Linked DNA regions of Homo sapiens: all the other regions are linked to region 1. The links are chromatin loops, found by intact Hi-C in ENCODE. Cell type or tissue: PC-9. All regions are shown on one strand.

Region 1 (5,000 bases):
ATGGCAAAAAATCCTGCACTAGTATTTAAAAATTTGTTGTTGATATGACCAAAGGCTCAAACTATCTAAGTATTAAAAGTATCTTTATTCACTAACAAATGTCCTGTTCAAGCAGAAAAAAATATTTCCTCTAGCTGTATATGGCGAACTATTTTACACAGTGTCTCCCAAATGGGCTGGCTGTGAACAACAGTTGTCACATTTTGTGAAAACACCACCTTAAGTTATTGTGATGTTTAGTAAGAGGGTCTAATTATTATTATTATTATTATTATTATTATTATTATTTTAAGACAGAGTCTCACTCTGTCTCCCAGGTTGGAGTGCAATGGTGCGATCTCAGCTCATCGCAACCTCCACCTCCCAGGTTCAAGCGATTCTCCTTCCTCAGCCTCCCTTGTAGCCGGGATTACAGGTGCCCACCACAATGCCCAGCTAATTTTTGTATTTTTAGTAGAGTCGGGGTTTCACCATGTTGGCCAGGCTGGTCTCAAACTCCTGACCTCAAGTGACCTACCTGTCTCGGCCTCCCAAAATGCTGGGATTACAGGCGTGAGCCACTGTGCCCGGCCGGGTGTAATTACTTTTTGAAGCTTTCTTTTGTTTTTCAGAGCACATGAATAATTCTAAACTTGTTCATAACCTGTAAAATGATTTTGCCTTCATAGGCAAGGAAAATTATTAGATGTCTTATAGTCATCTCCAACCTTATCCTACAGTCATCTGTGTTTTTATTTACCACAGATACACCAACATTCATCGCCATAAATAATACTTTTCTGTTGCAAATTTGATGCCACAGGCAAAAGAAAAAAAATAAACGTCTTTAAAATATTTATTCTCACAATAGGATGGTCTCTTATCCTTCTTTATGCCTTATTACAGCCAAGTCATTTATTTTTATTTTTTAATTTTTTTTTATAGTCAAGTCATTTTAAAACAAGAGTCTCGTGCTCTGGAATGCCATACTTTCCTTTGTGTTCCTCAAACAATTTCCTAAGTTCCTCCATATAGGTCTGATGTAACTCCTCAATCTGCTCCTGGGTCGGGTTCAGAGTCTGACGAACAGGGATCGGGCGGCCAACTGCAAATCAGGGAATACATCATACGTGAGGAACTAAAACCACTCCACCACAGACCGCCGCCCCTAATGCACAGCTGTGAACACAACTGCCAATCAGAATCCCTCCAGCCTGCTCACTCCAATCCTTGTTTCCTTTCACTGGCTGCCTGCAGTGGTCACACCACTCCATCTGATAACAAATAAAGAACTTTCCTCCTCAGCAGACACTGGATTGTCGGGACCCTGGTGGTTTTGACTTTGAGTCAAATGAGCTACTGTGCTGACTGCAGCTGGGAGGTGAGTGGACATAGCTGTGTGTCCACGTCACCAGCTTCCTCCCTCTGGAACAGTTGACAGCCAGACCATAGTGCCCTGATTATTACTGACTGTGAATCCTCACGTCACGTGGCAGTCCTCTAGTCTGACTCTTCTTTTTGAGACAGAGTCTTACTCTGTCACCCAGGCTGGAGTGCAGTGGCACAGTCTCAGCTCACTGCGAACTCCGCCTCCCGAGTTCAAGCGATTCTCTTGCCTTAACCTCCCACTGAGTAGCTGGGATTACAGGCTCCCACCACCATGCCCGGCTAATTTTTTTTTTGTATTTTCAGTAGAGACGGGGTTTTGCCATGTTGGCCAGGCTGGTCTTGAACTCCTGACCTCAAGCTGGAATTACAAGGGTGAGCGACTGGCCAGGCCCAGTCTGCCTCTTTTGAGTGTCTTTCTAAACAATTAAAAAATACATATCTTCACAGCTAAGTATCTGTATTAGAGAAATACACATAAATGACGTGGATTCCATTGTTTGTAATAGCGGGTAACTGAAAAACAGCTAACGTCTCAATAGAAAAACTGTTAAATAAACCATGTAATAGTCATTCAATAGAATCCTAGGCAGAAATTTTTAAACAATGAAATAATATAAATATGTGTACACATACACAAATACACACAGATGTCTAAAATGTATTAAGTGGAAAAATAATTTGTAAAATAATACAGTATGATCCATTTTTGGAAAAAATGTTTATATTCCTAGAAGTATTATACGTTTTTAGTGCATGGAAAAAAGTCCGGAAAGAGAGAGAAACATAAAAGTTCCTTTTTGGTAAGGACGTAGGGATGGGGAAATTTCACTCTAACTGTGTTATATAAATTTTCTACAAATGAGAATGCATTTGTGTTTTTCCAAATACACTAATTAAAAACAAATCTGGCAACCTCTATACATATTTTAAAAGGTGTTTATATAACATCTCACTTGTCTCTGATTTTTAGAAAATACAAAAATTCCCATGGCTTTGGCTCTTGCACTCGCTGCGCCACCTGCTGGTCGGATGCTGCTACTGATGCCAAGGGTTGAAAATGTACAGGATGGCCGGGCGCAGTGTCTCACGCCTGTAATCCCAACACTTTGGGAGGCTGAGGCGGGTGGATCACCTGAGGTCAGGAGTTCGATACTAGCCTGACCAGCATGGCGAAACACCGTCTCTACTAAAAATACAAAAATTAGCCGGACGTGGTGGCGGGCACCTGTAATCCCAGCTACCCGGGAGGCTGAGGCAGGACAACCTCTAGAACCCAGGAGGCAGAGGTTGCAGTAAGACCGGATTGCGCCACTGCACTTTAGCCTGGGGGACAGAGCAAGACTCCGTCTCAAAACAAACAAGCAAACAAACAACAACAAAAAAAAGAAAATGTACAGGAAGTTCAATGAGGCAGCAAACTGCTGCCTCTGACCTCATTAGCTTGGGCATGAGGTCAGGTGGGCTCTAGGTAATGAATGGGACCCACAGTAGAGCGACCTTTGTCCTATCCTGAGTCATCCCATGTCACATACGAGGTTCTGATTCATGTCAGTAAGAGTAGGTGGTTAGCTAAGCAAAATATGAACAAATGTTAAGTCACAGAGAAGGAAGTGATAAATGACATCAGTATGGGAGCTGAGGGGGCACAGAGGACACACACACATACACACATCCTTACTGCAACATTAATATTCTCAAATTGCTAAGAATTTAACCACACATAGCCTTGAAAAGCTCATGTGGTTTTCTTTGATAGCTTGGATGTCACATTTATACATAGTAGACATAAGTCCTGTTTAACTCAACACAAAGAACTGGAAACAACCATCTCACTGTCAATTGTGGCTGGAAATATGGACTAGCAGAGGCCAATGTAGTGATGAGGTGGAACTGGGAGCGGGAGTTGCACAAAAAGCACAAGGCTGGGCTGGGTCTAGTCCCAGCTCACCAGTAAGTGCCCTGAGCAGGTGACTTTCTCTCTGGCCTTAATTTCCTTTCCCTTTCCCTTTCCCCTTCCTTGCCTCCCTTCCCTCCCTTCCCTCCCTTCCCTCCCTCTTTCTCTTTTCTTTTCTTTCTTTCTCTTTCTTTCTCTTTCTTTCTTTTTCTTTCTTTCTTTTTCTTTCTTTCTCCTTCCTTCCTTCCTCCCTCCTTTCCTTCCTTCCTTCCTTCCCTCCTTCTTTCTCTCTCTCTTTCTTTCTCTTTCTTTCCCCTCCCTTCCTTCCTTCCTTCCTTGTTTTTCTTTCTGTCTCTCTTTCTTTCTGAAATGGAGTCTTGCTCTGTCAACCATGCTAGACTGTAATGGTGTGATCTCGTCTCACTGCAGCCTCCGCCTCCTGGATTCAAGCAATTCTTGTGCCTCAGCCTCCCCAGTAGCTGAGATTACAGGCATGTGCCACCACGCCCAGCCAACTTTTTTGTATTTTTAGTAGAGACAGGGTTCACTATGTTGGCCTTGCTGGCTTCAAACTTCTGGCTCCAAGTGATCTACCAGCCTCAGCCTCTCAAAGTGCTAGGTCGGCGTGAGCCACCACAGCCAGCCTCTCTGGCCTTAATTTTCACATGCATAGGATAAAAGAATTCCAAGATCTTGAAGCATTCTTCCAGCACTGAGCTTTTTTGTTGTTTGAGGAAGATATGGAGAAATCTACATGTAAATCTAAGCAAATTTGTGGCTTTGTTAAAATAGCTTCTGTTTTCTTAGTGAAATTATTCCAGTGAGAGAGGTTAATGTAACTATTCAGGGTAGGGGTAAGGGACCAGTAAAAAGACTCAGTGGTCTAAGAAGATGAAGTGTGTTCTTCTCTGCTTACTTTAGCTAGTACTCGTACATTCTGAATTAGTGAGTCTTCTTTCCTCTGAGCTATCCTACAGCTAATTTCAATCCTGTTCTTTTCTCATTAATTGTTTTACTACATTTCAGATGGTTCTTCCAGAGAGCTTAAGCATGCTCACATATGGAATGAATTTTTTTTTTTTTTTTATACAGAGTTTTTCTCTTTCTCCCAGGCTGGAGTGAAGTGGCATGATCTGAGCTCACTGCAACCTCTGCCCCCCAGGTTCAAGCAATTCTCCTGCCTCAGCCTCCCAAGTAGTTGGAATTACAGGCACGCACCACCATGCCAGGGTAATTTTTGTGTTTTTAGTAGAGACAGAGTTTCGTCATGTTGGTCAGGCTGGTCTCAAACTCCTGACCTTGGGTTATCCACCTGCCTCGGCCTCCCAAAGTGCTGGGATTATAGGCGTGAGCCACCACGCCCAGCCTAGAGTGAATTTATAATCATAAGACTTATCCCTTTAAACTGTGAGATAGACATAATCTTCTTTTCTTTGCCTTAGTTGTAGGAAAAGTGAGGAGCTGAAAGTTCCTAAACTATACTCAAAAAAGCCCAGGAAATTAATACGACTTAAACCCAGCATTCCTGCCCCTGCTTCTTAAACTAACCCCAAACCGGATTAGAGAGTAAGAAATCTTTCTCAATTGCATTTTAGGGATGAAGCCAGAAGCAACAGAACACAGATTATAATCATACCTTTACTAAATAATTCAAAAAAGCCCATCTCAGGGAAATGAGGTTGAAAGCTACCAGCCTATTAGCAGTGGAAAACAACCTGCTATTGTGAGTTCAGTTCCA
Region 2 (5,000 bases), 1.1 Mb before region 1:
CTTCCTAGTTTGCTAAGAAGTTTTATCATGAATTGATGTTCAGTTTTCTCAAATGCTTTTTCTGTATCTGTTGATATAATCATGTGATTTTTCTTTTTTAGCCTGTTGGTGTGATAAATTATATTAATTGATTTTTTTTTTAAAGAGACAGGGTCTTGCTCTGTCACCAGACTGAAGTGCAGTGGCCTGATCATAGCTCATTGCAGCCTTGAACTCAGGCTTAAGTGACCCTCCCACCTCAGCCTCCTGAGTATGTAGTACTACAAGTGTGCGTCACCATGCCTGGCTATTTATTTATTTTCTGTAAGGATGGGTTCTCGATATGTTGCTCAGGCTGGTCTCAAACTCCTGACCTCAAGTGATCCTTTTGCCTCAGCCTCCTGAAGCTCTGGGATTACAGATATGAGCCATCATACTTGGACTACATTGATTGATTTTTTTTCTTTTTTTTTTTTTTTTAGACGCAATCTCGCTTTGTTGCCCAGGCTGGAGTGCAGTGGTACGATCTCAGCTCACTGCAGCCTCCGCCTCCTGGGTTGAAGCAATTCATTTGTCTCAGCATCCCGAGTAGCTGGGATTAGAGGTGTGTGCCACCATGCCTGGCTAATTTTCGTATTTATAGTAGAGATGGGGTTTTGCCACATTGATCAGGCTGGTCTCGAACTCCTGACCTCAAGTGATCCGCCCTCCTTGCCCCACTTCGGGAAGTGCTGGGATTACAGGTGTGAGCCACCACACCTGGCCATACATTAATTGATTTTTGAATGCTGATCTGGCTTTGCATTCTGGGATAAATCCCACTTGCTTGTAGTGTGTAATTCTATTTATATATTATTGGATTTGAATTGCTAATATTTTGTTGAAGATTTTTTTCACCTAGGTTCATGAGAAGATTTCTTCAGTTTTAGGATGAGAAGTGTTGTACCTAATCAGCTTTATTGTCCTTTCTAATGCTAGAATTTTGTGAGTCTAGGAATGAGTTATTATTTCATTTTAAATACCTCACTGTGGTAGCTACTAAATAAATATTTGCTAAGTTGAATGGAATCTGCTGACTTTATCTTTGGAATGTAGATGATCTGGTTTTATAATATGGAATTGTAATGAGATAGAAAACAACAGTGATGATTTTTGAGATTAAAAATAAAAGGCATAAAATTCAAAGCCAGAGATATATGGTGGATTGCTTTGCTAAGCTGCCATAAGGAAGTACCATGAGCTGGGTGGCCTAAACACTGACATTTATCATCTCATAGTTCTGGAGGCTAGAAGCCTGGCAAGAATGGTTTCTTCTAGGAACTCTCAAGAGAGAATGGGTTGCTTGCCTTTCTCCTGGCTTGCGGTGGTTTAAGGGCAGTCTTTGGTGCACCTTTGCTTCAGTTGCATTACCCCAATCTCTGCCTTCACCTTCATGTGGTGTTTGTGTGTGTGTGTGTGTGTGTGTGTGTGTGTGTGTGTGTGTGTCTAGGCCCGAATTTCCCTTTTATATGAGTCCACCAGTGACAATGAACTAGGGGCCCACCCTACTCTAGTATGACCTCATCTTAACAAGTTACATCTGCAATGTCTATTTCTTATCTCCCTCTCTCTCTTTTTATTTTGAAATGGAGTTTCACTCTTGTTGCCCAGGCTGGAGTGCAGTGGCGCAATCTCGCTCCATGCAACCTCCGCCTCCTGGGTTCAAGTGATTCTCCTGTCTCAGCCTCCTGAGTAGGTGAGATTACAGGTACCAGCTACCACACCCAGCTAATTTTTGTATTTTTAGTAGAGATGGGGCTGCACCACGTTGGCCAGGCTGGTCTCAAACTCCGGACCTCAGGTGATCTGCCCACCTTGGCCTCCCAAAGTGCTAGGATTATAGGCATGAGCCACTGCACCCAGCTGCAACATCTATGTCCAAATAAAGTTGAATTCTGAAGTACTGGGGGGTTAGGACTGTAACATATGAATTTAGGGGACACAATTCAATTCATAGCAAGTGGATTATTCTGTCCTTTCAGTGTAACTACCTGTCTATCCTTCCTTCCTTCTTTTCTTCCATTAAATTTTACTGTGCCATACAGGTGGATGGATAACAGACAGACAATTTTATGAGGAATTGTCTTTATAGAGAGAATGTTCACATTTCACGTAAGTGGCTACTTAATAATTCATAGCAGTTAACCTTTTATTCTGCAGGTTACTTGTAGCTGGCATGGACTTAATACATGTCAACAGTTTGTTTCTGTGTTATTCCATTTTTTTCCCCTTATTGTTGTTCCTCTTATCCTGTTCTTCCTAGCTCTGTTCTGCCCCCTCAGATCCACTTAATTTGCCTTTCCCTGAACATTTCACAGTAGCTAGTTCTGCCACCAGATGGTGTGCAAGGATTAGGAAAATAATTGAAATATGTTGGCCAGTGTCTTTTCAACATTTTATTTCAGGAAAAAGGCTGACATGACAGGCCTACCTGAGATTCTGAGATTGACAGCAGGCCAAAAATGACATTCTGAGATTGTGGAGATTTAAATTTTTTATGTAAATTTTCCTCTCATTTATCATGGAAACCTGAGCTGGCAATCTTGAGGGGAAAAAAAACCTATGACATTTGATGTATATATGTAAATGAGAGACTTTGACCTCAGAATAGATTTGACAGTAATATTCGGCTGAGATATAGAAGCGAGGTTCTTGGGTCAGAGGACCACTTCCTCAAATAGGTAGTCTCAGAAGCCACAGAAAGGAGAAATCTCTTGAGCCAAGCAAAGCTGTAGAGTGTTAGTGCGATGAGGGACTCCAGCTATCATCTGATTCAGCAGCCTCAAATGAGGCCTGCAGCCAAACAGAGCTTGCAGACCACATCCACACACAGTGTGCTTTGTTTAGCTTGAACAAGGTTTTATTTTATTTTATTTTATTTATTTTTTTGAGACGGAGTTTTGCTCTTTGGCCCAGGCTGGAGTGAAGAGGTACGATCTCAGCTCACTGCAACCCCTGCCCCCCGGGTTCAAGTGATTCTTCTGCCTCAGCCTCCCAGGTAGTTGAGATTGTAGGCACCTGCCTATAACCATGGCCGGCTAATTTTTGTATTTTTAGTAGAAACGGGGTTGTGCCATGTTGGCCAGGCTGGTCTCGAACTCCTGATCTCAGGTGACCCACCTGCCTCAGCCTCCCAAAGTGCTGGGATTACAGGCGTGAGCTGTGTCAGCCTGAACAAGGTTTTATTATTATTAATTGACAACGTTAAGACAACTCCAATATTTCACCTAATCATCCAGATTTCAGGCTTTTGGGAAAAAAATCTGAAGACTTAGCAACAGTGATTGACATGTTTTTCTTGGCCACACTTGACTATGGCAGAGCTGTGGCTGCGGCTTTCGTTGGAGCTTGTGATTCATAGTTGCTGCTCTCTCCTCCACCCCCTATTGTATGATGCTGATCTTTACCCTTATTTAATATGTTACCTGCCTCTGCCAAGCCTGTGAAAGGCATTTGGATATGAAGACATGAGGTCTGGAGAGAGAGACGAGGGAAGTTGGTTCAGGCCACACCTGCCTTCCGATCCCCACTAACTGGTGCTATGACTGTGCGTAGAAACTGGTGGGAAAAGAGTGAAAGTGATTCACCTTAGAGGAGTAATGCAGTACAATTAAGGAATCAGCAGGGAAGGTGAAAACTCAAAATTCAAAATTCTGCTGCTGCCACTCAATGATAGAAAAAGTCGTTAGAGGGCCAGGCGCCGTGGCTCATGCCTGTAATCCCAGCACTTTGGGAGGCCGAGGTCGGTGGATCACCTGAGGTCAGGAGTTCAAGATCAGCCTGGCCAACGTGGTGAAGCCCAGTTTCTACTAAAACTACAAAAATTAGCTGGGCGCAGTGGCGGGCACCTGTAATCCCAGCTGCTTGGGAGGCTGAGGCGGGAGAATCGCTTGAACCTAGGACGTGGAGGATGCAGTGAGCTGAGATTGCGCCACTGCACTCTAGCCTAGGTGACAAGAATGAAACTCCATCTCGAGAAAAGAAAAAGGATGCTAGAAGAATACACACCCATAAGTGAAAAAATGGGGAACCCTGAAGTAAACACCTTACAGGGAACTTGAATAAATACATGATCAGAAGACCATTGGTCAGTGGTCAAGAGAAAAAGAAAGGAACTCCAGATTACTCATCTCTAAGTATATCCCTGCTGTTTCTGGGATAAACTTATTATTTAAATAATAATAATGGAAAGGTGACTGATGAGACCAGGCGATTAAGGAGACAAGGTAAGTAAGTCAGCTAGACAGCAAATAGTTTGTTGTTTCCCAAGAATGTCCTTCTGGGGTACCTGTGAAATGGCTGTCAGAGGCTCTTCCCATCAGAACATGGAAACTGTTAGTGAAATAAATAATGGGGTAGTAATGGGATGATTCTGAATGGGGAAGCAGAGATTGTTTTTGCCTGCCTTGATGAAGATAAATGGGAGTATAAATGTGAGGGGCTGGCCCCTGGATAATTTATTTTATATTAATTAATTTTTTTGAGATGGAGTCTCTCTGTGTTGCCCAGGCTGGAGTGCAATGATGCGATCTTGGCTCACTGCATCCTCCACCTCCTGGGTTCAAGCGATTCTCCTGCCTCAGCCTCCCGAGTAGCTGGGATTACAGATGCCTGCCACCGCGTCTGGCTAATTTTTGTATTTTTAGTAGAGAAGGGCTTTCGCCATGTTGGCCAGGCTGATCTCGATCTCTTGACCTCAGGTGATCTGCCCACCTCGGCCACCCAAAGTGCTGGGATTACAGGCGTGAGCCACCGTGACTGGCCTGGGTAATTTATTAATGATTACAGACATTTACTGAATGCTCATTCTTTGCTGGACTCTACACTATAGAGGTTGACATATGTAATATCATTTTGTTCTCCCAGCATCACTGAGGTCCTTATCATTGTTTTTCCTATTTTGTTGATAAGGAGACTACAAAGATCAGGTAACTTTTTCACATCGACTTAGCTCATAAATGACAGAGCCGGGATTTAAATAC
Region 3 (5,000 bases), 130 kb before region 1:
GCTTAGTAATTAAATATGTAAAACAAAATAAATTTGGAAACCCCTTTTTTTTTTTTAATATGTGAATGGAATGGGGAGTAGGTATGCTCCATGTAAGTGGACCACAGTTGAAGTAGTTTGAGACTACCACTCCCTTACTGTACTACATGCCCAGAGAGTCACTGGGTGAGATGATTTGGATGGAAGGAAGCACATCCATGTCACATGATCACAGAACATCTGTATTCACATTTTTTCTATAGATGTGTTGGCTATTCTGATTTCTATATTAATAAACACTCTTTAGGTTGCAAGCAACAGAGATCCAAATTGAATTTCCGTATTCAAAAAGGGGAATTTGTCCGGGAGCGGTGGCTCATCCCTGTAATCCCAACACGTTAGGAGGCCAAGGTGGGTGGATCACCTGAGGTCAGGAGTTCGAGAGCAGCCTGGCCAACATGGCAAACCCTGTCTCTACTAAAAATACAAAAAATTAGCTGTGCGTGATGGTGGGCACCTGTAATCCCAGCTACTTGGGAGGCTGAGCGAGGAGAATTGCTTGAACCTGGGAGACAGAGGTTGCAGTGAGCTGAGAGCGCACCATTGCACTCCAGCCTGAGTGACAGAGCAAGACTCTGCTTCAAAAAAAAAAAGGGGGGGTGGAGGGGTTTATTTTATCATGTAACTAGAAAATCAAAACAAACAGGCTTGGTGTTATGCAAAGTTGGATTAGATACTCAAAACATTACCAGCAGCAATGTATTTTCCTGCCTCTCAGGACCTCTTTCTTTTACATAGGCCTCATTCTCAACTCTTCTTCCAGATGTAGGCAAAAATGGTAACTAGTCACCGCAGGCTTATAATTCCACCTTATATTTCCACCAAAAACCCCACTGGAAAAAGAAACTCTTTCTAGATAGCTCCAGAGAATGTCTTGGTGTTTAGTATCATTGGTCTGGCTTGTGTTATGTGCCTATCACTGAACCAACTGCTGAGGCAAAGGGAATGGAATGTTATGATTTGACAGACCTAGGACCTGTACTTATCAATGGAGTGAAAGCCTGGAATCAGCCCCACCTGAACCACAGGGATTGGGTTGGTATCTCTAAGACATACTAAGCTACCATTACTAAAAGAAAGGCGAAGTATCACTGGGAGGCAAAAGCAAGGGATGTCCACCAGCTTCCGGGATGAGTGGTCGCACTGAATAATCCAGGCTCATTGTCATTAATGCCCTTTTGATGTCTCCAATGTCTGTCTAACAAGCTCTGACTTTCAGTCTCAATCTATTTGTCTTTTCTCTTCAACCCTGGCATCTTAAGGAGCCCTTAGGACATTACTGTTGTTGCTGGGAGGGGTTGTCTATCAACTCCTTGTGATTTGGACTGAGATGGAATTATTTTATTTTATTTTGTTTTGTTTTATTTTGAGATGGAGTTTCGCTCTTGTTGCCCAGGTTGGAGTGCAATGGCACGATCTTGGCTCACCACAACCTCCGCCTCCCGGGTTCAAGCAATTCTCCTGCCTCAGCCTCTCAAGTAGCTGGGATTACAGGCATGCGCCACCAAGCCTGGCTAATTTTTTGTATTTTTAGTAGAGAGGGGGTTTCTCCATATTGGCCAGGCTGGTCTCGAACTCCCGACCTCAGGTGATCCACACACCTCAGCCTCCCAAAGTGCTAGGATTACAGGCATGAGCCACCGCGCCCGGCCGAGATGGAATAATTTTCTAAGCAGGAAGCATTGATTCAACATGTCATTCATTCTCTCCTATGTATCAGACATGTGCTTGATGCAGTTCTCATCTATAATAATTAGCCTAATGAAGGCACCATACAAGAAAATCCATGTGATAAGGAGTAGAGTTCTGCACAGGCTAATAATTGGGAGAGTTACAAAGAACAAGCTTCCAGATCAGCTCAGTTGTCAGAACATACCTCTAAGAAATGATGTTTGAGCTAAGTCCCTGAGGATGCATAAAAGTTGGGCAGAGAGGTAGAGGACAAGGGAGTGGGTAGACATTCCAAGTAGAGAGAACAATTTGTGTAGAAGCACATAGGCAAGATGGGCAATGGCATATTTTTAGAATTACGAGTCGGCCAGGATGACTACAGCTCAAGTTGTGTGTAGGAAAGTGGCCCGAGAACATGTGATGAAGAACATGAATAAACTTGTCAGCCATGTCAAGCCTGGATGTTTGAAATTTATCTTGTGAAATTTACCTTGAGCATTAGTCACTTTTAGGTAGAAGAAAAGTATGACCAAATGTAATCTCGTTTGTTTGTTTAAGCATTCCTTAGAGAAAAAAAATTGCAGAAGACTAAGACTGGAGATAGGGAGAGAAACACAGTCTCCTGTAGTGGTCTGGGTAAGTTTTGATAAAAAGGAATTAACTAAAGCACAGTGAGGGTGGAGAAGAGGGACTGAATTAGCAACGTACAGGAGATACTATTGACAGGACAGGAAAAGGAAGTAGAGTGCAGGAAAAGAAAAGAGAAGAGAAAAGCGGGGATTCTGGGAGCGGTTCCCAGGTTTCTGGCTTGGGTGACTGGCTGGTTGGTGTTTTTATTCAAACAGAAACTCAGGTTTTGGAAAAAGATGATGACTACGGTTGGGTGCATCCGGTTGGAAATTTGTGATGGATAGATGAATCTAAATTCAGTGGAGCCGCCAGGCTAGAGATGTAGATGTCCTCAAGCCAATGTAGCTGAAGCCATGTTTGCGGATGGGATCAGTCAAGGGAGAACGTACAATATGAAGAGAAGTTGGAAGGACAGAACCCTGGGCATCACCAACATTTAAAAATCCAGTGAATAAAGAGAAGTCAGAAAGGAGACAAAAACGAAGGAACCGGACATGGAAGAGTGCAAAGAGGATGTCCACCTCACCAGGCAGGACAGATTCTCTTCTTCTTTCTTTATTTTATTTTATATTTATTTGTTTATTTATTTTGAGATGGAATCTCACTCTGTTGCCCAGGCTGGAGTGCAATGGCACATTCTCGGCTCACTGCAGCCTCCATCTCCTGGATTCAAGTGATTCTCCTGCCTCAGCCTCCCAAGTAGCAGGGATTACAGGTGCATGCCACCACGCCCAGCTAATTTTTGTATTTTTAGCAGAGACAGTTTCACAGTGTTGGCCAGGCTGGTCTCGAATTCCTGACCTCAAATGATCCACCCACCTAGGCCACCCAAAGTGCTGGGATTACAGGCATGAGCCATTGCATCCAGCCTTCTTGAAAAAAAAATTATAATTATTATTTTTCTAGAAGAGAGTCTTACTCTGTTGCCCAGGCTAAGTACAAAGGCACAATTATAGCTTACTGCAGCCTCAATCTCCAGGACTCAAGCAATCCTCCTGACTCAGCCTCATGAGCCACTGTGCCTGGCTAATTTTTTTTTAAAACAGTGTCGTGCTCTGTTGCTCAAGCTGGAGCACAATGGCTCTATCATGGCTCACTGAAGCCCCGACATTTTGGGCTCATGATCCTCCTACCTTAGACTTAGTAGCTGGGACCACAGGCATGCGCCACCATGCCCACGTTTTATTTTTTTTATTGTTATTTTTTTTTATGTTACGTTGCCCACCTGGTCTTGAACTACTGAGCTCAAGCAGTCCTCCCACCATGACCTCCCAAAGTGCTAGGATTACAGGCATAAGCCACTGTACCTGGCTAATTTTTTATCTTTTATTTTTTGTAGAGGAAGGGTCTCACTGTTTCCCAGGCCAGTCTTGAACTCCTGAGCTCAAGCAATTCTTCTGCTTTGGCCTTCCAAAATGTGGGGATTATAGACATGAGCTACTGTACCTGGCCAGATTCACTTCTTTACAGTCACTTGCAATTCTCTTGAAAAACTGCCTCCAGTCAGGCAAGGTAACTCACACCTGTAACTCCAGCACTTTGGGAAGCTGAGGTGGGCAGATCGCTTGAGCCCAGTTCAGGGCCACTCTGGCCAACATGGTGAAATGCCGGCTCTACTAAAAATACAAAAATTAACTGGGTGTGGTGACATGTGTCTGTAATCCAAGCTACTCGGTAGGCTGAGGCAGAAGAATCACTTGAACCTGGGAGGCAGAGGTTGCAGTGAGGCAAGATCGTGCCACTGCACTCCCAGCCTGGGCAACAAAGTCAGACCCTTTTTTTTTCTGTCTCAAAAAAAAAAAAAAGAAAAGCTACCTCCTTTCTCTGCTCCAGCTTCTCTCTACTAAAGCTGCAGACAGGGAATGGCAATGAGAAAAGGCGTTGTAAAAGTATGCAGAGACTGCAGCCCCCAACGGAATAGCTAACCTTGATACCTTTGCATAACTTTATTATTTTCAGCTCTCCTATGTTGTCAGCAGGTGATTTTTGCTCGTGCTGGATCCTTGGCTGTCTTCCAGATAACTGAGGTCATAAAATACATGAGGCATTACAGTGGCACTTTCAAGGCAAACCTTATATTTATAAAGAATCACCTGGACTCCTTGAGAAAACTCTGTTCAATTTCCCCTCAGAATCAGGAAATTCTCCTTATGGAGCCCAGAGTATTCTTCCTCCCCACTAACCTGGATCTGCTGCTGTAAAGAAGGAATGGATACACACATATACGTCTGGGCTGTCTCGGAAGATCATAGACAGAGAAATCCATGTATTGACCACTTAGTGTTAGAGAAAGGTAGACTCAAGCACAATCCCAGCTCAGTGAGTAGCTACTTGGCCATGAGCCCTTCACTGAACCTTAGTTTTCTTAGTTGTCACGTGGAGACAATAATCCTTACCTCGTGACACGTGTGAAGATGAAATGAGATAATCATTGTGAGCAGTTTGGAAAGCCTCTGGTTTCACTTTGAAAAGAACAAAATGATTATGTAATCAGCCTTTTTTTAATTTTATTATGGTAAAATGTATATTTGTTATTTTTTTAAAGTATACAATCATTGGCGTTAATTACACGCAACGTTGTACAACTATTAATATTACAACTATCTGTTTTCAAAACTTTTCCATCACCACAAAAGAAACTCTGTACCCATTAAACACTT
Region 4 (5,000 bases), 67 kb before region 1:
CAACAATAAACATACGCACATCCTCAAGGTCACAAGCCACATGTTTACTTTGAGACAGATTCCTGACTTGCCAGCGGCTTGCTTTCTCCTTGATGACCTCAATAGAGCCAGGACTTGCATTTCTCAGGTCACTTGGCTGATTGTGCACACCTTTGGCACAAGAGTATTATACTTCTTGCTGATAGAATTTTGTTCTCCTTCTAGAATGTTCTTCTCCTTCTGAACATTAGGATGCCACAGGAGGTCGATGGAAGTGGTGGGAAATGGGTTGAGTTCCCCCAACTCTACACTTCTAGTCTGGTTTTAAATTCTGGTCCTCTTCCAAAGTCCATGCTTTTTTTCTAGTGCTAATTTATTCATTCACTCAATAACATTTCAGAACCTCCTATATACCTTTATCAGCCAGAAACCCTAGAGAAAACAAAGGAAGCAGTTAAGAGCTTGAGGAGAGTTTAATAAACAGAGTGTTTAAAAGGTTCAGGAAACTATAGGGAAACCACAAGGAATAATGTAGTGGGCTCTATTGCCATTCCTAAGCCTCAAAGGACAAGAGGATAAAGCAGTTACTAGGACTTGGGCATAGCGGCCTCTCTATGAAGAGGGCGACCTCACAGGAGCTGTGACCTTCGTTGCAGGACTTAGCCAGCTTGCAGCAACCCTACTGGGAGGAAGCCAGGGAAATAAATATCCTACCTTTATCCTCCTCCCTCTCTCTGACCTGCTGTTAATGTTTCCCACTGCTAGAACCAGAGGTGGATTTGCCATGAAGCTAATGACTGTTAACCAGCAGCAACTTTCATGTACACTGGTCCCTTCTAAGACTCTGGGTGGGCCCTAGCAATGTTCGCATGGTCATGGGGTTTTTGTAAAATGTCCAAATGTAACACACCTTTATTCTTTTTTTTTTTTTTTTTTTTTTAAAGACAGGGTTTCACTCCCATCACCCAGGCTGGAGTGCAATGGCGTGATCTCAGCTCACTGCAACCTCCACCTCTCAGGCTCAAGGAATTCACCTGCCTCAGTCTCCCCAGTAGCTGGGAGCACAGGTGCACGCCATTGTAGCCAGCCATTTTTTTTTCTTTTTTTGTATTTTTTGTAGAGATGGGGGTTCACCATGTTGCGCAGGCTGGTCTCAAACTCCTGACTTCAAGTGATCTACCCACCTTGGCCTCCCAAAGTTCTGGGATTACAGGTGTGAGCCACCATGCCCAGCCTCCAAATGTAACACACCTGCAGCTAGTTAAGTTTGCTGTCTCTTCACACTCTCCACTAGACTTCTCCTATATCATGTGGTACTGAAAATGATCATGGGTATTTGAAGGGTCCTGCTGAGGGGAAGTTGACTTGGAGATATGCTTACTTTGCATTTGGGGGGAAATGCATGTGGCTCACAGTCCTATCTGTGTCTTTTCCTTTCCAGTGGAGGAATTTTCAGGAATACTCCTACCATACTCTGTGCAGGATCAGAGTCACACTGTGATGTCACTGTGTCCTGTGGAGTATGTGTGTGCGTGTGTGTGTGTGTGTGTGTGTATGGGGAAGGGGCTAAGGGATCGAGTTGAAAAGATCCAGAAGCCAGTCAGAACATTTCTTCAACCCTTACAACTCATCTAGGGGAAAAACAAAAAAAAAACACATTGCCAATGTATTTCCTGAATTTGACAAAAATACTAGAAATTTAAATGATGTCACCAGTAATAGGCTATGAGATAAAAGAACTTTTAAAAAATAGTACACTGTGCCAGAAGAAAAATTGAATTATCTAGTCTCTTCATTGTACATAATATTACAAAACTGTTGTCACATGAAGAGGCACTCAAGAGAATTCAGACCAAAAATGTAGGGGAAAAATGATTACAGAGGCATATCAGGAAGTTCATTGACAAAAAATATGATGCTATTTTTCAGGATGTATTTTTTTCTTATTGAAAATATTTACTTTTGTACCTTATTTTATATTCATAATTTTATAATCTTTTTATTTAAAAAATATGTTTTATAATAGAGATGGGGTCTCACTATATTGGCCAGGCTGGTCTTGAAACCCTGGCCTCAAGCAATCCTCTCACCTTGGCCTCCCCAAATGCTGAGATTACAGGCATGAACTACCATGCCTGGCCTATAATCTTATTTTCTTAAGGAAAACACCGAAGATGCTGTGAGCTTTAAGCCCCAACAAAACCTACTCCACCCCTGGGCCAAACCCACCTGAAAGCCAGAGGGCAAAGGAGTTGGTTGGTGTCACTGTGGGCCAACTTCCCAGGGCACAGAGCAGAACAGAGGAGGCGGAGAGTGGGTCTGGGTTGCAAATAATAGATCCCAGGACTACACCAGATACTGCCTCAGGTGTTGGATTTATCATGAGAAATAACATGGACATGGTCTCTGCCCTTGAGCAGTTTATTGTTTAGTGAGAAAAAGAAGCTGGCAAACAGGCATTACAATGCAATCTGCTGAGTGCTGTGCTATGGGAGCACTGGGTGACACAAGAGGTGACTTCAAGGGCTGCCTAGCAGAAGATGCATTTCTGCATGACAGGAATTAAATGAATGAGTCATTGAAACATGCCCTGAGGTCCCAAGTGGAAGGGGAGAGAGAGGCAAATGGAGTGCAGTGAAATTTTCAAAAGAGTTGGGAATAAAAGACATTAACAAGTGTATTGTAAAGTTGTGCTATCACAATGGTCAACTTATGTTAGAATGCAGACCTGGGCTACTTAGTTTTTTTTGTTGTTGTTGAGACAGAGTCTCGCTCTGTCTCCCAGGCTGGAGTGCAGTGGGGTGGTCTCGGTTCACTGCAACCTCCGCCTCCCAGGTTCAAGCAATTCTCCTGTGTCAGCCTCCCGAGTAGCTGGGATTACAGGCACCTGCCACCTAACCCAGCTAATTTTTGTATTTTTAGTAGAGATGGGGTTTCGCCATGTTGGCCAGGCTGGTCTCGAATTCCTGACCTCAAGTGATCTGCCTGCCTTGGCCTCCCCAAAGTGCTGGGATTACAGGTGTGGGCCACCGTGCCTGGCCTACTTACTATTGTTATCTATCAGTTATCAGATCGAAATGTATCTGGTAATTTCTGTGATTCCTTTTATCCTTTAATATTAAAAAATTATAATATTTAAATAATTTTTTCCTTTTTTATAAAAGTAATATATGTGGGAAATATAGACTATCTAGAAAATACAGATGAAAATTGAAAAAGGAAACAGTCTCAACACTATTAACAGCCACTGTTAGTATTTGGGGGTATATTCTTCTGACATTTTTTCTAGGCATATGAATCCTTGTGAAAGTTACACTTTATGTAAGAATTTAGGCCAGGCGCAGTGGCCCATGTCTGTAATCCCAGCACTTTGGGAGGCCAAGGCAGGCAGATCACCTGATGTCAGGAGTTCAAGACTAGCCTTGCCCATCTTGGGCAAGGCACTCCAGCCTGGAGTGACAGCCTGGGTGACAAAGCATAATTCCGTCTCAAAAAAAAAAAGAATTTATAACTCTTATGAGTTATAAGACCATGAACCATGTGCCAGGGAGTTGGATTAATGTGGGGTTGCAATTGTGGATTTATAGATGATAGTGCCAAGCAAGCTAGAGTCTGCTATGCTGTGATGGCATGGATATAAACGGAAAGAAGGTTTAACATGTGAGAAGCTGAAGGGGGATTGTCTCAAGCCCTATAACCAAAAGTCTCTTGGTCTAATCAGTCCAAAGGGAATCATCACGCCTAGAATGCAAATGTAACCCAGTTGAATCCGTGATCCAAGTGATCCATCTCAGGACAGTGTTCCCTTCAAAGGAGGATATTCCAGCAATCAAAGTAATTTCAAAAAATCTCAAGCTCTTGGTCTTTTTGAATATCACAAAGGGATATGTACCCATAGAAGTGCTTCTTAAAAATGTTCTTTCCTTTCCCAACAACCTCATTTAAAGATGACAGAGACCTCTGCGCCATTCACCAACCCTCCCTGGGAAAAATACACTTCCCTCAGCTCTAGCCTTTGCGCTTCCTCACTTCTTTTTCCTTCTCCAGTTTTTCCAAGTCTGTGCCAGAAAAAGCCAAAAGGAGTCAATCCTTCAAGGAAAGACCCGGTTGGAGGACTAGGGGAGAAAAGAACTGAGTAAGTGAAGCCAAATTCCTTTTTGGGAGGAGGGGAGAGGGAACCTGGGTTCACTCACATATGATTCATTTTCATCCATCTAATCATATAGAGAAAACCATGATCTAGTCTGGTGGGGAAAGGTATTCTGTGGAGTCTGAAAAGGCAATGTCAGACAGCAGCACTCCATCAGTGTCTGGCCGCATCCTCAACAGCAGTGGGTTCAGCCCCAGCTCAATCAAATCTGAACCTCGTTGTGAGTCCCTCACATCACTGCCCCCCACATTCGATCGGTCACTAAGTCCTGTTCCTTCTGTCCCTGATCAGTTGGGTAACAGGGCTCAGAGCATTTATTGGTACAAGGCTGCTTTATTCAGATGGAAAGACTGAGTTAGAGGCTGTATTAGTTTGTTCTGGCTGCCATAATAAAATGTCACAGATTGAGTGGCTTAAACAACAGGAATTTACCTTCTCACAGTTCTGGAGGCTAGAAGTCCAAGATCAAGATTTTGGCAGTGTTGGTTTCTCCCGAGACCTCTCTCCTTGGCTTGCAGCCGGCCGCCTTCTCCCTGCGTCCCCACATGGCCTTTTCTGTGTGTGATGCAGGCATGCATCCCGGGTGGCTCTTCTTTTGTAAGGACACCAGTCATATTGGATTAGGTCCCCACCCTAAAGGCCTCATTTTGACTTAATCACCTCGTTAAAGATCTTATCTCCAAATATGGTTACATTCAGAGGTACTCAGGATTGATTGTGGGGGACATGGTTCAGCCCCTAATAGAGCCCAAGACAAGATGCGGCAACAGAGTAGACCACTTCATACCTGCAGAGAGAGGAAAAGCCCAAAGTACAGACTGGGAGGTGAGCTTGGTGGCTGAGAGAATCAGGAGAGCCCCAGGCAGGGTCT
Region 5 (5,000 bases), 250 kb before region 1:
CTGGGAAGAAAAAGAAGTTTACTTGGACCTACAGTTCCACATAGCTGGGGAGGCCTCAAAATCATGGCAGGAGGTGACTTCTTACATGGCGGCGGCAAGAGAAAAATGAAGAAGCAGCAAAAGCAGAAACCCCTGATAAATCCATCAGATCTCATGAGACTTACTCACTATCACAAGAATAGGATGAGAAAGACTGGCCCCCATGATTCAATTACCTCCCCCTGGGTCACTGCCACAACACTTGGGAATTCTGGGAGATACAATTCAAGTTGAGATTTGGGTGGGGACACAAACAAACCATATCACAGTCTGACAGTAAGATTGGACTAATCATGTAATATATGATAGATATATCATAGAAATAGAAATCAGTAAATGATTAAGGTTGATTTAGATTAATATTTGAGATTGTTCCAGCCAAAATATGACACAGACATCAACAAAAAAAATGGCACAGTCTATCCAAGGACCACACCAGCAGCAAGGCAGGTGAGGGTCAGACCATATGGAAACTTGGGCACCAAGAAAAAGGAGACTGAATTCATCATAACAGCCATGAAATGCCATTGAAAAGCTTGTAAAAGAATATAATATAATTAGCATATGGTCAAGTAATTCCATTGCTAAGTATATATCTGAGAGAAATGAAAACACATCTACGCTCAAAAACTCTTATATGTGAGGCCAGGCACAGTGGCTCATGCCTATAATCCCAGCACTTTGGAAGGCTGAGGTGGGCAGATCCTTGATGTCAGGAGTTCGAGACCAGTCTGGCCAACATGGTAAAACCCTGTCTCTACTAAAAATACAAAAATTAGCCAGGCGTGGTGGCACATACCTGTAATCTCAGCTACTCAAGAGGCTGAGGCACAATAATTGCTTGAACCCCAGAGGCAGAGGTTGCAGTGAGCTGATAGTGCCACTGCACTCTAGCCTGGGCAACAGAGCAAGACTCCATCTCAAAAAAAATAACAAAAACTCTTATATGTGAACCTCTCAGAAGCATTATTCAGAATAGCTGAAAAGGAGAAACAGCCCAAATGTCCATCAAGTGACTAATGAATAAACAAAATGTGATATATCCATGCAATAAAATATTATTCAGCCAAAAAAAATGAAGTACTAATACGTGTTACAACATAGATAAACTTTGAAAACATAGTAAGTGAAAGAATCTAGTCACAAAAGACTATGTATTATATGATTGTATTTATGTGAAATGTCCAGAATAGGCAAATCCATAGAGACAGAAAGTAGATTCGTGGCTGCCCAGGAATGGGGTGTGGGGGAACAGGAGGTGACTGCTAATGAATACAGGGTTTCTTTTTGGGATGATGGAAATAATCTTAAAATTAGATTGTGGTGATGTTTGCACAACTCTGTGAATATATTAAAAAGCATGAATTTTATGCCTTAAATAGATGAATTGTGTGGTATGTGAATTATATCTCAGCAAGTTATTTTTTAAGATGTAATTAAATTTATGTTTTGGAAAGATCAGCCTGGCAGTCATGTGGGAAAAAATTAGAGGAGTATAGAAATGAATGCAGAAAGGCCAGTGAAGAGGCTATTTTTACCATCAACGTGGTTATGAATGACAGAAGGCACGAGTGGAGGTGGTGGTAGAGAAAAGTGAATCACTCGAGAGAGACTCAGAAGGCACAAGACACAGGAGTTGGTGCTTGGTTGGCTACGTGCACGAGGGTGAGGGGGAAGTCCAGCATGACTCCCAGGTTCTAGCCAGATGGAGAAGTGCTACACTCACCACATTAGAGCAGAGTGCAAGAGGACCAAGCTTGCTTCTGTGCACAGGGTTATTACGAATTTAGCTTGGAGGTACTTTTGAGACATTCAAGCAAAGATGTTTAGCAAGTAGAGAAAGTGCTACAACAGACATGTGTGGGTAACCTTCATGTAGCAATGAAGCTCTGAGATTGGGTGAGACCACCTGGGAAAAGAGGACTGAGCCTAAAGAACTCACTCTGTTTCAATGGCTGGATAGAAGAGGACAAGCTGAAGAAAGGCCACGAAATGTAGGGGAAAGCCAGGGACGTCATCAGGGAACACCTGGGCTTCAAGAACCATGGATCTGTGGCATTGAATGGTGCTGTGAAGTCAAGGAAGACAGAACTAAACTGTGTGCACTGGATTCAGTGACATCGTGTTTTGGGGGCTGTCTGAAAGAGCTGCTTCCCTGGAATGATGTGCCCAGAAGCCAAATTGTGTTGGGCTGGAGAGTGAATAAGAGGGGAGGAGATGGAGATTAGGGGTCTTGGGTTAGGTTTTTCAGATGCAGACTGGGACATTCAAGTGCAAGTGATTGATTAAAATGCCCCAAGAAAATGCCAGTCAGGGGAGGGAAAGGAGAACAAAGAAGACAAGAGAAGGAGGCCAACCAAGGTGCAATCTCAGGAAACGCCAGCAGAGTGTGGCTTCAGCCGGATCCTGGATCCCACTGGAGAGCTCTGTGGTGTCAGTTGTTCCAGCCTGAGGCGAGGGAGCGTGGCTTTCAAGCATTGCCCCTGAGTCACCCTGAGTAAATTCTAGGAACTTCTGGAATGTACTGAAATTACCTAGAATATATTCCAAGGCCTTCTGGATCTGTGGAGGGTGGAGGTGGGAGCTGAGTGGTTCTCATAGCCCAAAGGCAGTCCTCATGAAGCCATAGTGCTGGGTGTTAGAAGCAAAAGCACGCTGAAGGGGGGCAGGCACACACACAAAGCAGGGATTCAAAGGTCTGGGTGGACAGCCAACACTGTCTGATACATCAGATAAGAAAACATTATTTTGAAAAGTTTGACTTTGAAGAATAGGAGAAAGACAAAATCATAGCTGGAGGGGAAAAGGGACAGTTTTGATTTAATGGGAACAACTCACAAATGTTTAAAATCAACATGAAGAGTCAAGTTGAAAGAGAGAGGTAAGCTATTCAAGAAATGAAAGGATAATTGATCATAGAAGAGTTGAGAAAGAAGAAAGAGAACAGGTGCAAAGCACAGATGAAAATGTTGGCCTTCCGTTGACAACTTGCAAAGGGCACTCAAATACAGAGCTCATTCAAACCTCACAAAATCATGGGAGACTTTTTTAATGTGCCTACTCCATGCAGCCTTTTTTTACATGAACTATTTCATTTAATCCTGATAACTCAGTGAGGTAAAATACTATCACTTTACAGATGAAGAAACCAAAACTCCATTAGAATTTTGATTGGCTGCATGTGACTGGAAACTCCAAGAAATAGTAACATAAACAAGTTAAAAATTTGTTTTTTATCTCATGTAAAAATGTCCAGTGGCAGGCAGTCTTGGCTTGGTATGGGGCTCCTTGATAATTAAGGACACAGGCTCTTTCTGTCTTGCTAATGCAGCCATCCTGATGCATGGCTTCCATTCTCAAAGTCACCTTGCGGCCCAAAAAGCCCTCTAGAGGTCCAGCCATTACATCCCAATTCCAGGTAGTAGCAAAGTGGTGAAGGAGAAGGATCTAAAGTACCATATAATGATTCCACTTATTTCTCTTTTACCAAAATTTAGTCTCATTATCACACCCAGGTAAAGTTACATCTAGATTGCAGTTCTTTAGCTGAATCCACCGCTGACTGAGTGAGTTTGGGGTTCTGTTGCCAAGAAGGAGTGAGAAAATGGGATAGGAAATCAGCCCTCTGAAACACTGAGTAATTTGTTGAAAGCTATCTGTACTATCTCCACTACTCTTCAACATGTACTATAATCTTAGACAGTACAGCTAGATAAGATAAACTAAGCAGAATCATACAAATTTGAAAAAAGTGAAACTATAGCTATTTGCAGATGACATGAAAGAATACCTGGAGAATCTTAGAGAATCAATGATAAAACTAGCTCAAAAGATTCAAATAAGATAGCAGGATAATAAAGCTAATGTACAGAAATCAATAGTCTTCATATACGTAAGCCATAACCAATTAGAAAGTTTTATGATAAAACCTCATTCACAATAGCAACAAAGAAGGTATAGCAATAAACTTAAGAAATGTGCAAAATCTACATAAGAAAAACTTTAAAACAATTCTAAAAGAAAAGTTGACATGAACGAATGAGAGACATACTATATTTTTATTTTCTATTATTATAAATTTGAAAAATCTTTGTGGGTAGATAGCCATTGTAAATATTTATGGGGTACATGAGACGTTTTGATACAGGCATGCAATGTGAGATAAGCACATCATGGAGAATGGGGTATCCATCTGTCCCCTCAAACATTTATCTTTTGAGTTACAAACAATCCAATTACATTCTTTAAGTTATTTTCAAAATACAATTAAGTTATTATTGACTATAGTCGTCCTATTGTGCTATCAAATAGTAGGCCTTATTCATTCTTTCTATGTTTTTTGGTACCTATTAACCACCTTCACCTCCCCCACAATCCCCACTCCCCTTCCCAGCCTCTCATAAACATCTTTCTACTCTCTCTGTCCATGAGTTCAATTGATTTTATTTTTGGATCCTACAAATAAGTGAGAACACACCTTGTTTTTAAATAGGAAGAATCAATATCATAATGATATCAGGTATCCTTATTTTATAAATGTAATATCCATTCCAGCAAGCATTTTTATGTAGCTAGAGATATTAATACTGAAATTTATATAGAAAAGCAAACATGCAAGAATGACCATTAAACACTGGAAAAGAAAACACTGAAAATGGAATTCTATAAGGAAGGACTATCCCTACCAGACATTGGAACATACTATAAAGGTTCCATAATTAAAACAGTGTGGTACTGGTGCATGAGTGGATAAACTAATGAAGTGGAATAGAAAGTCCAGAAATAGACCCAAATACATATGGAAATTTAGCATATAACAAAGCAGCATCTCAAATCACTAGGGCAAAATTTACCTTTTAATAAACAGTACCTGCATATCTAATTAGCCATTTAGATTAAGAGAAAATTAAATCTATACTTTAGACCACATACTGAAATAAATTCAAAATGGATTAGGAATC
Region 6 (5,000 bases), 230 kb before region 1:
TGCATACAAGACAATAATTACACAGCAACAAATCTTTTGTTCAACAATGATTTGATTCATAAGCATTTGAAATTTACATAATTTCATATCAATACCCTTGTATTTTTAAATACAGTAAGTAAAAAAGCCCCCAAATAACCAATTCTTATATTTCCTATTTATCCCTCTATACATCCAAACTTTTAAAAAGTTACAAACTGAACATTATACAGAACATATAAATCATGTTTAAAAACTTGAGGTTTTAAAATCACTGCTTCCCCAATATGATTCAGAAAAATTCTCATACTGACAAGTACAGTCATAGGTGGTAAAGTAAGTTGGTGGCGGGGAAAATGAAAGAAGAGACAGACACAAGTTTGCTGTCTTAATGTTTTACTAATCCTGTCAGTTAAAAATGGTGACGTCATGAGAAGTAATAGTTTAATATGAGGAATGGAGTTTGCCTTGCAGCTTGAGACATGCATTTCAAGTATTTTCCTATTTGATCTGAGCTCACTGTAGCAAACTGATGCCAGAAGAGAATAATTATTTTCTTCCATACATTCGCTCAATGTCCGCCTGGTAATGTGTTTTAAGCTCTTTGCGTTTCAGCTTGAAGGCATCTGTCACCAGACCAGTTTCAGGGGTCCACGGTTCAGGACTCAAACGAATTTTTACTGGAATTTCAAACTTTTCCAGACTTGCTAAGATGATTAAAAAAAAAGAAAAGAAGAAAAGGTATTTAAGTTCTTAGCAAATGGTGTAACTTCCCCACTTTTTGCGTATCCATCAAAATGCACAACCAACAAGTGAACCATGAATGTCACTTCTAAAGAATCTATTCCTCAAAATACAAACATAAGTAAAACAATAAACTATTTAACAAGTCCCCATCAAGAGGAAAATGAGTTAAATAAAATATGATATAGGAACAAAATAGAATATATATTCTGTCATTGAAAACGAGTTAGAGCCAGGCATGATGGCTCATGCCTGTAATCCCAGTAACTCTGAAAGCTCAGGCAGGAGGATCGCTTGAGGCCAGGAATTCAAGGCCAGCCTCGGTAACATAGCGAGACCTTGTCTCTAAAATAAGTAACTTAAAAATATTTTTTAATAGAAATAAAAAATATAAGCTGGGTATAGTGGCATACGCTTGTAGTACCAGTTACTCAGGAGGCTGAGGTGGGAGGATGACTTGAGCCCAGGAGATCTGAAGATGCAGTGAGCTATGATCGTGCTACTGCACTCCAGCCTGGGCAACAGAGCGAAACCCCATCTCATTTAAAAAAAAAAAAAATTACATTTAGACAGGTATCTAATAGGGTATCCAATATAGTCACGCATCTCTTAATGACAGGGATATGTTCTGAGAAATGCATCACACACTTGGCAGTTTTGCCATCATGGGAACATCATAGCATATCTTACACGAATGTCGATGGTATAGCCTACTATATATACATCTAGGCTGCATTATCTAGCCTACGGCTCCTAGGCTACACACCCGCACAGCACGTTATTGTACTGAATACCATAGGTAATTGTAACACAATAGTTAAGTATTTGTGTATTTAAGTGTATCTAAACATAGAAAAGGCAGTAAAAATACATTATAATCTTACGTGACCACTGTCATATATGCAGTCTGTGTCTGTCACTGACTGAAACTTCATTATATGCTGCATAAATGCCTATTGTTAGGTTAAAAAAAAAAAAAAAAAAGACAAGTTCCAGCACAGGCTGCATAAACTTATATGCACCTAGATGTGAGGAGAAGGATACATACCAAGCTATAAACTCCACACCTCTAGAGCCTGGTATCCAGGAGAAAGGAAATGGGGAAATTCACCTTTTCCTTTATGCCTATTTGTTTTCCTTGAATTTATTATGCAGAGCACATTTACTTCAGAAATTAAAAAATAATAAAGTTTAAGACAAATTATGTCATTGAACCAGGATATTCCCTACAAGCTATGTGGATACAGAATGCTTGCTCACTATTGTGTTACTAACATATTGCCTAATACTAAGGAGATTCATGATAGCAGCAAATGAAGGGAGAAAGGAAGGGAAGAAAGGAAAACATTTAAAGGAGATTAAGGGGCAGATGTAGTTTTGAAAAACCGTATGTCGTCAGTAGGACTGACTTATTTTTCTAAGCATTTGTTCAACAAATATTAAAAAACTATTACTACATGTAAAGTGCTTTACTAAACATTCTTTTAAAAATGCAAAAAAATGACAAGTTTCTGCTTTCAAGTAGCATGCAATCTAACAAAGGGAAATGGGTAAACAGCTAGCCATATGATACATGAAAGAAATGTGTTAAGGAGTGATGTCAGCAAGATGACAATATAGGAAAACGCAGTCCCTCCTTCCCCTACAGAAACATGGATTTAACAATGCTATATGGGCCTATTTATTGCCTGTGTAAGAAACCCAGAAACCACTTAAGAAGTTCCTACACTCCGGGACAGAAGGAAACCAACCGCATCAAAGGCTGGTAGAAAAATGCAAGGCATTCGCTTGCCAGAGACCCTCCCCTCAGCACAGTACAAAGTAATAGGGAAGAAATCCCTAAGAGGAGTGGAACACACATCCAATATTCTGACTTCTGGGGTGCAAGAAACTTGCTTCTGTCTTTCCTGAATCTAAATAACAGGAACAGGGCACCAGGTTGGGAGCTGTCAAGAACAAAGATTAACATGAACCAGAGGCTGCAGTATCACAGACACTAGGTAGAGCTCCAGTACCATGGCCAACTACAGCACCAGTGAGGCCACAATATCACAGACAGACACCAGAGGGAGCTCCTGAGTAGAAACCAGCAAACCTCTTCAATTAGATTGTACCCCACAAACTCAAAAAGGACACAGCCTCGGAAAAGGCTTAAGATGGCTGGCTCTAGAATCCGTAGTAGGGCTGACTGGACAAAGTCCTCTCAATACAAAAGCAGACTGTAAGACAGAGAAAGGTAGCTGATTTTTCAAATGCTGACATCCCAACAAAAATAAAGACATACAAAGAAATAGAAAAACACAGGCTATCAAAAGATCAAATTAAATCTCCAGAAATAAACCCCAGAAAGACATGGAAATAGATGAATTACCAAATTCAAAATAACCGTCATAAGAATGCTCAATGAATTACAAGAGAGTACAGACAGACACCTGAAAAAAAACAAGAAAACAACGCATGAACAAAATGAAAGTATAAATGAAAGAAATTTTTTTAAAATGAAGAACCAAATAGAAATTCTGGAACCAAATACAATAAATGGATTGAAAAATTCACTAGAGGATCGACAGCAACTTGACCAGGTAGAAAAAAGAATCTATGAACTCCAAGACAGGACTTCTGAAATTACTAAGAGAGGAAAAATGTAAAAATGAAGAGAACCTAAGGAATGAATGGGACACCATCAAGTGGAAAAATGCTCATTATAGGAGTTCAGAAAAAGAAGACAGAAAGGAGCAGAAAGCCTATTTGAAGAAATCATGGCCAAAACCTTCCTGTATCTGAGAAGAGAAATGGGAGTATAAATTCAAGCAGCTCAAAACACTCCACTAGGAAGAGAACTACACCAAAACACACTCGTAATCAAGCTGTCAAAAGTCACAAAAAATCTTGAAAGCAGCAAGAGAAAAATGACTCATCACATACAAAGAAGCTCTCATTGAACTATCATTTATCAGCAGAAAACTGGCAGGTTAGAAAATAGTAGTATTCAAAATACTGAAAGAAAAAAAATTGTCAACCAAGAATACTGTAACCTAAACCTGTCCTTCGAAAATAAGGGAAAAATTAAGACTCCTTGATAAACAACAGTAGAGGGGGTTTATCACCACTAGACCAGTCCTACAAAAAATAATGATAGGAGTACTTCAAGTTAAAGCAAAATGAAAACAAACAGTAACACAAAACCATAAGAAACTACAATACTCCTTGGTAAAGGTAAATACATAGGCAAATACAGAATTCTGAAAGTAATTTGATATAGGTGTATAAGTCACATTTAAATCTGTATAGAATTTAAAAAACAAAGACATAAAAAGTAATTATGAATCTATATTAATGACTACACAATAAAAAGGTCTTTTTTGAGGGAGGAGCAGAGTTACAAAGGAGTCAAGTTTTTATATGAGACGGAAGATTAAGCTGCTATCAAACTAAAATATACTGTTAATAATTTTAAGATGTTTTATGTAACTGTATTGACAACCACAAAGAAAATGTCTATAGAACATACACAAAGATAAAAGACAAGGGAATCAAAGAATGTAATTATACACACAAAAAATCAACAAAACAAAAGAAGGCAGCAAGAGAGGAAAAGCTACAAGATATACAGAAAATAGTTAACAAAATGGAAATAGGTATGAAAAGTCTTTCATATCAATAATGACCTGAAATGTAAATTAAATGCCCAATTAAAAGATACAGATTGACCAACTGAATATAAAACAAGACTCAAGTATATGCCATCCACAAGAAACATACATTAGATCCAAGGGCATGCGTAACCTAAAGTGAAGGATGGAAATAGATATTCCATGAAAATAAGAACCTAAAGGGGATGGCCATACTTAAATAAAACAGACTTTAAGACAAAAATTGTCACAATAGACAAAGAAGGACATTAATTACAATATAATGATAAAAGAGTCAATTCTCCAGGATGATATAACAATTACAAATATACGCGTAACTTGAGTGTTTCTAAATATATGAAGCAAACACTGACATAACTAGGGGAAGAAATAGAAAGCAATACAATAATAGTAGGAGACTTCAATACTCCACTTTCATTTATGAATAGAACAATCAGAAGATCAAAAAGAAAAGTTATATGTAGGAAACTCTAAAGACACACACACAACCTTCATAACTAATAAAGATTCCAGCAAAGTTGCAGGATAAAAAAAATCAACACGAAAAATCAATTGCATGTCTATACACTAACAATAACTGTTCTGAAAAAGAAATTAAGAAAACAATACCATTTAATGTAGCAT

The links. Hi-C counts contacts between places; a loop is a spot of excess contacts. Peaks named below come from ENCODE experiments on the same cell type or tissue, not always from the same donor. Only the 100,000 strongest peaks of a DNase experiment are listed, where the experiment ranks them.
Region 2: a loop joins it to region 1, with 7 times the contacts of the local background. A loop is called at or near these places in 8 of 110 quality-filtered maps.
Region 3: a loop joins it to region 1, with 7 times the contacts of the local background. A loop is called at or near these places in 5 of 110 quality-filtered maps.
Region 4: a loop joins it to region 1, with 6 times the contacts of the local background. A loop is called at or near these places in 9 of 110 quality-filtered maps.
Region 5: a loop joins it to region 1, with 6 times the contacts of the local background. A loop is called at or near these places in 9 of 110 quality-filtered maps.
Region 6: it touches region 1 in a loop (7-fold over the local background); 27 of 110 quality-filtered maps call a loop at or near these places.

Annotation. Positions count from the first base shown.
Region 1 is chr2:222,705,820-222,710,819 of GRCh38, reverse strand. MOGAT1 (monoacylglycerol O-acyltransferase 1) reads right to left here. Exons shown (of 6, transcript NM_058165.3): 6 at 890-1,084. The coding sequence ends at 930. Among named protein-coding and RNA genes, the nearest start is that of MOGAT1, 37 kb to the right of the region's middle. RefSeq lists enhancers at 996-1,290, 1,237-1,426, 1,236-1,530. In PC-9, CTCF peaks have their summits at 2,161 and 2,396 (motif pointing left); DNase peaks (open chromatin) are centred at 1,149, 1,229, 2,359 and 2,929; H3K27ac peaks cover 854 bases.
Region 2 is chr2:223,795,673-223,800,672 of GRCh38, reverse strand. All of the region lies in intron 1 of AP1S3 (adaptor related protein complex 1 subunit sigma 3), which reads left to right. Among named protein-coding and RNA genes, the nearest start is that of AP1S3, 39 kb to the left of the region's middle. RefSeq lists an enhancer at 2,552-2,601. In PC-9, CTCF peaks have their summits at 2,160 and 2,363 (motif pointing right); DNase peaks (open chromatin) are centred at 1,052, 2,382 and 3,412; H3K4me3 peaks cover 786 bases; H3K27ac peaks cover 5,000 bases.
Region 3 is chr2:222,835,053-222,840,052 of GRCh38, reverse strand. No RefSeq gene overlaps it. Among named protein-coding and RNA genes, the nearest start is that of ACSL3, 23 kb to the left of the region's middle. In PC-9, no CTCF peak of the experiment used is centred here; DNase peaks (open chromatin) are centred at 2,162 and 4,352; H3K4me3 peaks cover 1,167 bases; H3K27ac peaks cover 3,000 bases.
Region 4 is chr2:222,772,630-222,777,629 of GRCh38, reverse strand. It overlaps LOC105373903 (a long non-coding RNA gene), which reads right to left. Exons shown (of 4, transcript XR_001739904.2): 3 at 4,562-5,000; 4 at 1-411. Among named protein-coding and RNA genes, the nearest start is that of ACSL3, 86 kb to the left of the region's middle. In PC-9, no CTCF peak of the experiment used is centred here; a DNase peak (open chromatin) is centred at 2,509; H3K27ac peaks cover 1,274 bases.
Region 5 is chr2:222,957,019-222,962,018 of GRCh38, reverse strand. No RefSeq gene overlaps it. Among named protein-coding and RNA genes, the nearest start is that of ACSL3-AS1, 40 kb to the right of the region's middle. RefSeq lists an enhancer at 1,537-1,636. In PC-9, CTCF peaks have their summits at 2,169 and 2,376; a DNase peak (open chromatin) is centred at 2,538; H3K27ac peaks cover 1,099 bases.
Region 6 is chr2:222,937,183-222,942,182 of GRCh38, reverse strand. It overlaps ACSL3 (acyl-CoA synthetase long chain family member 3), which reads right to left. Exons shown (of 17, transcript NM_004457.5): 17 at 1-686. The coding sequence ends at 529. Among named protein-coding and RNA genes, the nearest start is that of ACSL3-AS1, 20 kb to the right of the region's middle. In PC-9, CTCF peaks have their summits at 2,591 and 2,795 (motif pointing right); a DNase peak (open chromatin) is centred at 2,782; H3K27ac peaks cover 2,567 bases.